Linked DNA regions of Homo sapiens: region 1 is linked to region 2. A link is an interaction called in ENCODE POLR2A ChIA-PET data of the cell type or tissue named here. Cell type or tissue: endothelial cell of umbilical vein. All regions are shown on one strand. Links, peaks and the distances in the headings refer to the core of each region. The heading gives the core; the rest is flanking DNA.

Evidence for each region. Peaks named below come from ENCODE experiments on the same cell type or tissue, not always from the same donor. Only the 100,000 strongest peaks of a DNase experiment are listed, where the experiment ranks them.
Region 1: POLR2A ChIA-PET joins it to region 2 with 5 read pairs; 5 of 35 experiments call an interaction of 5 or more read pairs at or near these places.

Annotation. Positions count from the first base shown.
Region 1 is chr19:5,143,781-5,149,147 of GRCh38, reverse strand. KDM4B (lysine demethylase 4B) reads right to left here. Exons shown (of 23, transcript NM_015015.3): 19 at 4,996-5,181; 20 at 4,736-4,900; 21 at 4,246-4,365. Among named protein-coding and RNA genes, the nearest start is that of PTPRS-AS1, 31 kb to the left of the region's middle. In endothelial cell of umbilical vein, for the core only: no CTCF peak of the experiment used is centred there; no DNase peak of the experiment used is centred there.
Region 2 is chr19:5,305,910-5,311,276 of GRCh38, reverse strand. All of the region lies in intron 1 of PTPRS (protein tyrosine phosphatase receptor type S), which reads left to right. Among named protein-coding and RNA genes, the nearest start is that of PTPRS, 32 kb to the left of the region's middle. In endothelial cell of umbilical vein, for the core only: no CTCF peak of the experiment used is centred there; DNase peaks (open chromatin) are centred at 2,106 and 2,426; H3K4me3 peaks cover 183 bases; H3K27ac peaks cover 293 bases.

The sequences.
Region 1 (5,367 bases), core at 203-5,202, 160 kb after region 2:
GGCAGCCAAGCCTGCCGGTCCCTGTGACTCCTCCAGGGATGGGTGGGGATGGAGACAGACGTAGGCCCTGGAGCAAGTGTCTGCTGTGGGTTCCACATGCCTCTTGGCCGGCGCAGGCGGCGGGAGAAGCAGGGCTGGGAGTGCCCAGTGTGGACTCTCAGATGGCCGGTTGCCTCTGGGCCGTGTCCTGGGACGACAGCACACATCTCTCGGGGATGTGTGGAGGAGCCTGCTGGGAACCAAGGACATGGGTGCCACCCTCTGCCCCGTCCTACCCATCTCATTTGTAGAGGAAAGCCACCGGGAGAAGGCCCCTTCCCAGCGTCTGTCCGGTGAGGAGAGTCTGGGTGAAGGAGTCCTAGTGTCGGAGCCCCAGCACCCCGGAAAGCGATTTCCACCCCCGGCGTGGCCAGGCTCCGCTTTGCCACGGGCAGCAGCGGGTTTTGGAGGCTCCGCTTTGCCAAGGGCAGCAGCGGGTTTTGGAGGCTCCGCTTTGCCACGGGCAGCAGCGGGTTTTAGAGCTCCCACTGCAGGAGTCCCAGGGCCCACCTGCTGCCTTTCCCCAGCTCCCCGGCCCCGACTCGGCCTCTCGGCTTCTGGCAGGCGTGGCACACAGTGATTCAGTCAGGCACAGAAGCAGCCTTGCCAGGAGGGGAAGGCGCGTTCTAGAAACTCAGTGGAAACTGGCTCAGGTTTCTGGGTCAGGAAGACTGCAGAGATCCGCCCCAGATTCTCAGGAGCACAGAACCGCCTAGGAGGATGGCGCTCACACTGCCGGGTCCAAGTGGGCTCCAGGGAAACTTCTGTGCCTGGGTCATTTGGGAACTGGGGGCTGACTGGAGACTCAGGCTGATTTCCTCCCAGTGGCCTCCCTGGAACGTGCTTTCACTATGAGTCTCCACAGGGCGAGTTCTGAAGGCGGCGTTTGCTTTTTAACATTTTGAGAAAACTGGATATACTTGCAGCTACAGGAAATCAGAGGCGTGCGCCTCGGCCCGGGCTCCCTGTGGTGACGTCTTGCCCGGCACGTCTCAGAAGCATCTCGAGGGGTCACGTGCGAGGGAAACATGTTCCAAGTGTTCCGGACAGGCGGGGAGGCTCTTGGGGCCTTGGCATGTGGGGGTCTCAGCCACTCGGCCTCGCTGTCACCTGGGCCCACCCCAGCCACCCGCCCCGCTGACCAGGCCCTTGGCCTCGGGGCAGGCAGCTCCAGCCCCATCTCCTTGGCCACCACACAGCGGGCGTTTGCATGATTGTGTGATCGAGGTCCTGCCGCCACCTCGCAGGCAGGCGCGCACTCCACGGTGGCTTGCTGGCTTCCGATACCACCCATTCCTGATTCCACAGCCTCTGCCCCCCCGCCCCGAGCACTCTGGAAATGTGACTTTTTTTTTTTTTTTTTTTTGAGACAGGGCTTTGTTTCATCACCCGGGTTGGAGTGCAGTGGCGCGATCTTGGATCACTGAATCCTCAACCTCCCAGGCTCAAGTGATCCTCCCACCTCAGCTTCCCAAGTAGCTGGGACTAAAGGTGCGTGCCACCATGCCCAGCTAATTTTGTTTTTTTGTAGAGACAGGGTTTTGCTGCGTTGCCCAGGCTGGTCTCGAACCCCTGTGCTCAAGCGCTCTGCCCACCTCAGCCTCCCACAGTGCTGCGATCACAGCATGAGCCCCCGCGCCTGGCTGGCATCATCTCATTTCTGACTGTCTCATTAGCTCGGCTTCCTTGAGGTGAGCTCCCCTGACGCTGGCCCTGCCTGGGCTCTGGTGACATGACAATGATCCTGGGAGCACTTCCTTCGCCACCAGGGTGGGGGCTGCGTCAGCGCCTCTTCTGTGGGATGTTGTCAAGACCCACCCTGAGTCTCCCTTGTCATTTTCCACCACAGTTGTGCTCTGTGTACGTTATAAATGGCTATTTATCTATTTGTGTGTTTTCTATCATCTCCATAGGTTTCTTGAGGGAGGGAGAGAGACTGGCACATGCTCAGCCTGATCTCTGGAGTAAACTTCCATGGTGTTCTAGAGGTCCTGGCTCAACCTCCCCTCCTCGGAGTCCAGTCCGACCTGCCTGGGCCAGACTCTGAGGCTCCCGGGGCAGGCGGAGGGTGTTGTCACTGTCACACAGACCCCACCCATCCTGCCGTGTACTAGATGCACCAGAATGCTTCCCAGCAGAGTTTTTGTTTTTTTTTTTTTTTTTTTTTTTGGAGACAGGGTCTCAGTGTCACCCAAGCTGGAGTACAGTGGCTCAATTACAGCTCACTGCATCCTCGACCTCCTGGGTTCAAGCGATCCTCCCACCTCAGCATCCCGAGTAGCTGAGACTACACGCGCACACTACCATGCCCAGCTAATTTTTAAAATTTTTTGTAGAGATTGTGGGGGGGGGGGGGGTCTCACTTTGTTGCCCAGGCTGGTCTCGAACTCTTAGCCTCAAGTGATCCTCCTGCCTCGGCCTCCCAAAGTGCTGGGATTACAGGTGTGAACCACCGCGCCCAGCCCACCTGAAACTCATAACCTGAGAGAAGAGCTGCCAGGTGAGCTGAGCAGGGATTATTCTCTTTTGCTGCTGCCTGGGATGGGCTAAGGGGTGCAAATCGACCTTGCCCTTGGTCTAAGCCTAACACAATCAGGAAGTCCAAGGAGCTGCCTGAGCCTCCCCCCAGGGAAGGCTGGAGCTGAGCAGAAGTGACAGTGTCTGGAGATTGGTGGTAGCTCCCACAGGGCTGGCCATGGGGATGGCTTGTCCCCGAAACCACCCCCTTCTCAAGGAGCAGGGAAGACCCTGCAAGGTCCGAGAGTGGTGACCGGGTGGGGCCAGCCTGCATGGCAAGGAGGTCCTGGATGCTCAGTGACAGGTCGAGAGTGGTGACTGGGCGGGGCCGGCCTGCACGGCGGAGCGGGGGGGGTCCTGGATGCTCAGTGACAGGTCCGAGAGCAGTGACCGGGCGGGGCCGGCCTGCATGGCAAGGCGGTCCTGGATGCTCAGTGACAGGTTGAGAGTGGTGACTGGGCGGGGTCGGCCTGCACGGCCGGGGGTGGGGGTCCTGGATGCTCAGTGACAGGTCCGAGAGTGGTGACCGGGCGGGGCCGGCCTGCACGGCGGGGGGTAGGGGTGGTCCTGGGCACTCAGTGACACTCGATCATTTCAGTTCATTCAGGTCTGGCGGGAGATGCGGGCGGGACCTTTCCTTAATGCGGCCTCGGGACCATCGCAGGGGTTAGGGTTTTCACCTTAACCGACGTGGTAAAGAGCTGAACTCCGATGTTTACAAAGAACTTGGGGCTCGGGGTGCGAGCTAAGGCCAGGACGTCACCGACTGACCCGCCGCGTGACCCGAGGTGACTCTGAGTGAGGCTTCGTTTCCACTCCTCAAATGGGGCAGATGTGACTGGAAGAGACAAGCTGTCGCCTCCTCCCGGGAGCCTCGAGCCAGGGGAGCTCAAGGGAAGTGCGGCACCAGGCTTGGGAGCGACGCTTCTAGCTGCTGGGATATGGGCAGCTCTCCTCCTAAAATTCCACGCTTTTATTTCATTTAATTAATTAATTAATTTTTTGAGGCTGAGTCTCGCTCTGTCACCCAGGCTGGAGTGTGGAGTGCAGTGGTGTGATCTCGGCTCACTGCAAACTCTGCCTCCCGGGTTCAAGCGATTCTCCTGCCTCAGCCTCCCGAGCAGCTGGGACTACAGGTGCCTGTCACTAAGCCCAGCTAATTTTTGTATTTTTAGTAGAGACAGGGTTTCACCATGTTGGCCAGGCTGGTCTTGAACTCCTGACCTCAAGTGATCCACCTGCCTCGGCCTCCCAAAATGTTGGGATTACAGGGGTGAGCCACCGTGCCCGGTCTAAGATTCCACACTTTTAAATAATTCCTCTTCCACAGTCATGAGAAGAAACTCACTACCAATTTGATTAAAAAAAAAAAAACCCAGGGGTACTGAGCTGTACACTCCAAAACGGTGAAAGGGAGAACTTATGTTAAGAAAAATTGAGAAGGTGTCTCAAAGGGAAATGTCACCCGAGTGGAGGCCCCTTTAGCTTTGAAAACAAACAAGCCCTGTGCTTCTAACTTAGGCAGGCGAGCCAAGGCTCAGCTGGGTCCTGCGGGCCTCACTAACCATGGCCCACACCCGCCAGTGCCCCAGGCAAAGGCACCTGGGCCAGGGGTGTGATCCTCCTGTCCCCGCACCTACAAGAAGAGCTTGGTGAAGGCATGGCGCGGCTGCCAGATCCCCCGCTTACCTGGTAGATGTGGCTGGTGACGGAGGAGATGAACTTGGCCTTGTAGAGGTTGCCGTCAGTCCACCGGAGCTCCACCAGCTCCCCCTCGGAAGGGGGTCCCAGCTGGACACAGTCCCTACTCTGCAGGGAGAAGAGGTGGGAGGTGAGGTCCTGGCCACACTACGCTGGGGGCTGTCGCTGGGTTTTAGACCCTCTCCGCGCTGGCAAGTGAGGTTCTCTGCCTGAAGCCCCAAAGCTGGCTGCGGGGGCCCGGGGTAGCGGGGCGGTGCAGAGCCCTGGCTGCGGGTCGCTTTCTGCTGAACAGTGAGCGGTGCTTTTCCTGAAGGGGCCTGGGGCCCTGAGGACAAGGGGACCCCATGAAGGGATCTGGAGTCAGGCCACTCCTAGCTTCCCCCCGCCCACCCCCACAGCTCACCGTGATGCTCTCAGGGTACAGGTTGTCGCTGTGCTCCCAGCCTCCCCCCGCCCCCTGCCCCACCCCACAGCTCACCGTGATGCTCTCAGGGTACAGGTTGTCGCTGTAGGAGCCATCGTCGAAGTTCACTTCGTAGCAGGTCTGCGAGGCGGCACCGATGACGCGACAGCGGTAGTACAGCCCGTTGCGGTTCTTGGTGATGACCACCTGGCCTAGGGACACGGCCCTCAGGAGTTGGACCTGGGAGGGTGCGGAGGGTGTGGGGGGCGGTCAGCGCGGGTGTCGGTGGGGGCGGGAGCCAGGGGCTGGGGGCAAGGAGGCGGGCAGGCACTCACAGCGTGACCCCCCGACTTGTGCTTGAGGCAGGTGATGGAGACCACATAGGGCCAGTCGTCCGGCTCCATGAGCACGCCTGCGGCGTGGGCGCAGGTCACGTGGAAGGACGTGGAGCAGTGCTCGTAGGAGCACTGGATACAGGCACCTGACACCTTCTTCATCCGCTTCCGGCAGTACACGCATTTCTGGGGATGGGGACACAGGCAGGGGCATGGGGCTCGAGCTTCCCTAGGGACCCTGGAACGGAGTCCCCGGCCCCTCCCGGCACAGCCTTCAAGGGAGGCATCGCGGGAGTGGCCCTGCGCTCTGCCCAGTGAGGGTTCCCCTCCACAGCCCAGAGCCCGCAGCCTCCCTGGCCAAGCCCTCCAGAC
Region 2 (5,367 bases), core at 203-5,202:
GCACTTTAGGAGGCCAAGACGGGCAGATCGCCTGAGGTCAGGAGTTCGAGACCAGCCTGGCCAACATGGTGAAATCTCATCTCTACTAAAAATACAAAAGGCTGGGCACAGTGGCTCATGCCTGTAATCCCAGCACTTCGGGAGGCCGAGTCAGGTGGATCACGAGGTCAGGAGATCGAGACCATCCTGGCCAACAGGGTAAAACCCCGTCTCTACTTAAATAAAAAAAATTAGCTGGGCGTGGTGGCATGCACCTATAGTCCCAGCTACTCGGGAGGCTGAGGCAGGGGAATCGCTTGAACCAGGGAGGCAGAGGTTGCAGTGAGATCACGCCACTGCACGCCAGTCTGGAGACAAAGTGAGACTTGGTTTCATAATAATAATAATAAATAAAAATACAAAAATTAGCCGGGTGTGGTGGTACAAGCCTATAGTCCCAGCTACTCAGGAGGCTGAGGTGGGAGGATCACTTGAGCTGAGGAGTTCAAGGCTGCAGTGAGCTGAGATTGCGTCACTGCACTCCAGCCTGGGTGACAGAGTGAGACCCTGCCTCAAAAAACAAAAACAAGAAACACCCAAAAAACAAAAGCCATAAAGCCAATAGATTAAATATGTGTTAAGGATTGACTGTATGCCATGCCTTTAAGAAAAATAAAGTTGGCCAGGCGCAGTGGCTCATGCCTGCAATTTTAGCACTTTGGGAGGCCGAGGTGGGCAGATCACTTGAGGTCAGGAGTTTGAAACCAGCCTGGCCAACATGGTGAAACCCTGTCTCTACTAAAAATACAAAAATTAGCTGGGTATGGTGGTGGGCGCCTGTAATCCCAGCTACTCGGTAGGCTGAGGCAGGAGAATTGCTTGAACGGGGGAAGCGGAGGTTGTAGTGAGCCGAGATTGCGCCACTGCAGTCCAGCCTGGGTGATAGAGTAAGACTCCATCTCAAAAAAAAAAAAAAAAAGAAAAGAAAAAAGCTAGAGGAATTGGTTGGTGGCAGGGAGGGGCTGTTTTAGCTACAGAATCAAGACAGGCCTCACAGAAGAGGTGACATTTCAGTAAGACCAACAGGAATAAGAGAATGATGTTTGCTGACATCTGAGGGGAGGGTGTTCCAGGCAGAGGGCACAGCCCGTGCAAAGGCCCTGAGGCAGGACCGCACCTGGCATGTTGGAGGAACAGCGAGGAGGCCTGTGTGGCTGGAGCAGAGTGAGGAGGGGGAGGAGGGGAGGGGAGAGCAGGGAGAGGACAGAGCAGGTTGTGCAGGCCCTTGTGGGGCACCAGGAGGACTTGGGCGTTTACTCTGAGGGAGGTGGGAGCCAGGGAGGGCTATGGGCAAAGGAGGAACCAGCCCTGACCGACGTGTTCACAGGCGACCCCTGGCTGTTGCAGAAAGGACAGACTGTGGGGGATGAGTGCAGACGCTGGGGGACCAGAGCAGAGGGGACGGCACAGATCCAGGCCAGGGATGATGGGGGTGGACCAGGCAGGGGCAGAGGAGGGGTTGTATTCTAGAAGGATTTTGCAGAAGGGTTGGCTGGCTTCTCCAAGTGGTTGGCTGCAGGGTAGGGTTGAGATGAGTCAAGAACGACTCCCAGGCCTCTGTCCTGAACATCGGTAAAGACGGAGAAGATGAGCTGAGGTGGCGAAGATGGTGAGAGAGGCAGGCATGGAAACGCCCCCATTAGCAGGACGCCTGCGGAGGTTCCCAGGAAGTGGTGGGCTGGTTCTCCCTGGAGACATGGAGTTGGCAGCTCCTGACTTAGCCCATAGCGGGTTTTCAGGTGCTACAAGCAAGCCATTGGCTCTGGACAAGGCACATCCTATCCTCAGCCTCAGTTTCCCCATCTGAGATAAATAACTGGCACAACAAAACGAGTTAATATGCGTCAAGCACTTAGAGAGTGGCCTGCATAGACAGGGCCCTGGGAGGGGCTGTGGGCTACACACTTGGGGCTGGATGGGGCTAGAGGTTAGGACAGGAAGGGAGGTCTAATTTGCAGACCAGGGGGCTGAAGCCCAGAGAGGTTAAGGCACTTGCCCAAGGCCACACAGCACGTGGCACAGGCTCAACCCCACTAAGGGGCCTGCACACTCTGCTCACCACCAGAGCCAGCCAACCCCCCCTTCCTCCCTTCTCTCTCCACCCCCGGAGCTGCCAGCTCCAGTTTTTGGTGGTTTCCAGGCTCCCCTCAGTTCCCACTTGGCACTCACCTCCCACCTCCACACACTCTGAGCCCAGGGCCTAGTGCCAGGCAGGCTGTAGGGCCAGGGGGTCTTGGTGAGCATCCTCCACTTCTACACCCAGGGTTCCTTTTGCCTCCCTGCCCCGTACCCCACCCGTGCTCCTGGTAATGAAGGGAGAGGAACGGGAGGGAGCGAGCAAAATTATATACACACGAACATACAAAAATTAGTTTAGGATCCGGGCCAAGAACCACTTGCGCTTGGCCAGGCATTGTGGGTAATTCATTGCTGATTACCATAAAAGCCATAGCCTGGCTGACAGGCGGCTGCGGGGCTTTTGTTTAAGATTCTGATGAATATATAATCTCTCTCCCCGCCTGGAGCCCACAGTTCCCCTACCCCCAAGGCTGCCAGGTCCCTGCCCACCCTGCTCTCTTCCCCCACTGCTGAACGTGAGTCTGCAGGTTCCCCGAGGGGCTGGCAGCCACCTCTGCCGCATGGAGTCTGCCCCTGTGACTGCGTCGGTGAAGCTTGGCTTGGCACTCGATGCTCACCACCAGCCACAACTAGCCCAGGCCTTGCACTGTGGCTGCTGCCCTGGGCCTGATTCCCTCTCTTCCGTGTGGATGTACTGGGCTTCAGCTGTTTGCTTGGCCCCATGCTGGGACTGGGGACACTATAGTGACTGATGCAGACAATCCTTGCCCTTAAGGAGTCTGGGGGGACGATGGATGATTAGACGGGCATTTATCTATAGTTAAAGAGTTCCCATCTCCTGCCCAGGAGATGCAAATTAAAACAAGATATCATTTCTCACCCATCCATTTAGCAAAACTGTTTGAAGTGTGGTATTATCCAGGGTGGCAGCGTCGAGGGGAACCAGGCCCTCCGGGCGTGGCTGGCAGGAGAAGAAATCGGCATCTCTGTGACACCACGTCTTTTATTTTTAATATGTTGTTCTGGCCAGAGAATGCGTACACATGGGATACAATTGAGGATGCAGAGAAAAATGCATGGTGGAGAATCTCCAGATCCTCTCCCCTCTCTCTTTCCCCAGTAGCAGTCTCTTCCCAGAACAGGGTCAGTAGAGTTTTTCCATAAAGGACCACCTTGTAAATCTTTCCAGCTTTGCCGGCCGGATGATCTCTGTCTACTACTCAACCCCGCCATTGGAGCGTGAAAGCAGCCATAGACAAACACGTAAACTGGTGGGCGTGGCTATGTGCCAATAAAGCTTTATTTATAAAAACAAACGGTGGGCCGGATTTGGCCCCCGATATGGCGATGATAAAAATGGTCTCCGTCTACGCACCGTGGTACAGTCGCCCTGAGCCGAATGTGGCTATTGAGCGTTTGAAATGTGTCCAGTGCAACCGAGGAACTGAATTTTAAATTTTATTCCATTTTATTCCGTTTAAATTTAAACAGCCACATACGGCTCGTGGCTACGGTTTTGAAGAGCGCAGTTTATCTAGAAATCTTCTGTGAACATTTAGTAGGCGGCTGGATTTATATTCCCTTGTTTAACCAAATGGCAGCATCTTCTACATGCTGTTCTGTACCTTGTTTTCTTCCCCCCCACTTAAAAATATAGTATCTTAAAAGTAATTTTATAATTGTACATCTGGTATTCTCATTCCTTTTCACAGCTGTGATACTGATCTCATAACACTAAGAGATACTGATCTCATAACACTAAGATACTAATCTCTTCGATCATTATTTGACCTCTTGTACTGTTATTTTTATTTATTTATTCATTCATTCATTTATGTATTTATATTTTTGAAATGGAGTTTCGCTTTTATTGGCCAGGCTAGAGTGCAATGGCATGATCTCAGCTCACTATAGCCTCTGCCTCCTGAGTTCAAGCAATTCTCCTGCCTCAGCATCCCGAGTTGCTGGGATTACAGGTGCCGGCCACCACACCTGGCTAATTTTTTTTGTATTTTTAGTAGAGACAGAGTTTTGCCATGTTGGCCAGGCTGGTCTCGAATTCTTGACCTCAGGTGATCTTCCTGCCTCAGCCTCCCAAAGTGCTGGGATTGCAGGCGTGAGCCACTGTGCCTGGCCCCCTTGTACTGTTCTTTACTTAACCAATCTCCTATCGATAGACATTCAGGTTGCTTCAAGCCTTTTGCCGTGAGTACTTTCTCCACGTGTCATTTCACGGGAAAGTGTCTGCCGGGTAGATTTCTAGAGGTGGTGTTATCAGGCCTAAAGGGAATGTATAAACTTAACTTCGGAAGATAATAGCCAATTGTCTCCTCGGGGACTATTAGGACCTACTCATTTCCGACTGTGTAGGAGGGGAACCTGCTTGTTTAGAACAAGCTGTAACCCGACCTTCCACCCCAGCTGCCCTTCACTGGACACCAGTGAGAGACAAAAATGCTTCCCCAAGGGGACCTGGGAGATGTCAGCATGGAGATTCACCATGGCATTGGGTGAGGTTGGGAAAAAATGGAGGCAACCGAAGTGTCCACAGGGAATTGGGTGATAAACGCCCAAGGCACAGCCTTGCCACGGAAGATCCTACCACAGGCGAGAAGAGGCCTGGGCTGCGTGTGCTCAGTAGTTACAAGTCATGTGAGGAACAGCCATGATTCGAACAGAATATCATTTTCACATACAAAAAAAAAATCACCCTGGGCCAGGTGTGGTAGTTCATGCCTGTAATCCCAGCACTTTGGGAGGCCGAGGCCAGCGTATCACTTGAGGTCAGGAGCATGAGACCAGCCTGGCCAACATGGTGAAACCCCGTCTCTACTAAAAATACAAAAATTAGCCAGGCGTGGTGGCGCACGCCTGTGATCCCAGCTACTCGGGAGGCTGAGGCAGGAGAATGACTGGAACCCAGGAAGCGGAGGTTGCAGTGAGCTGAGATTGTGCCGCTGTACTCCAGCCTGGGTGACAGAGTGAGACTCCGTCTCAAAAAAAAAAAAAATCACCCTGTATTCTAGAGTTACCTTTGATCAATAACTTCATGAGAAAAAGACACAAAGATAGATGGTAATGGCAGAGGTTGCTTCCAGGGGAGCATTAGAGGGACTCCCTCCCTTCCTCAAGTATTTGTACCTATTGTGCTGCTGGTTCTCTCTGTTCCAGGCATGAGGAATTCGCCCTTTTTTTTTTTTTTTTTTTTTTTTTTTTTTTGAGACGGAGTCTTGCTCTGTCGCCCAGGCT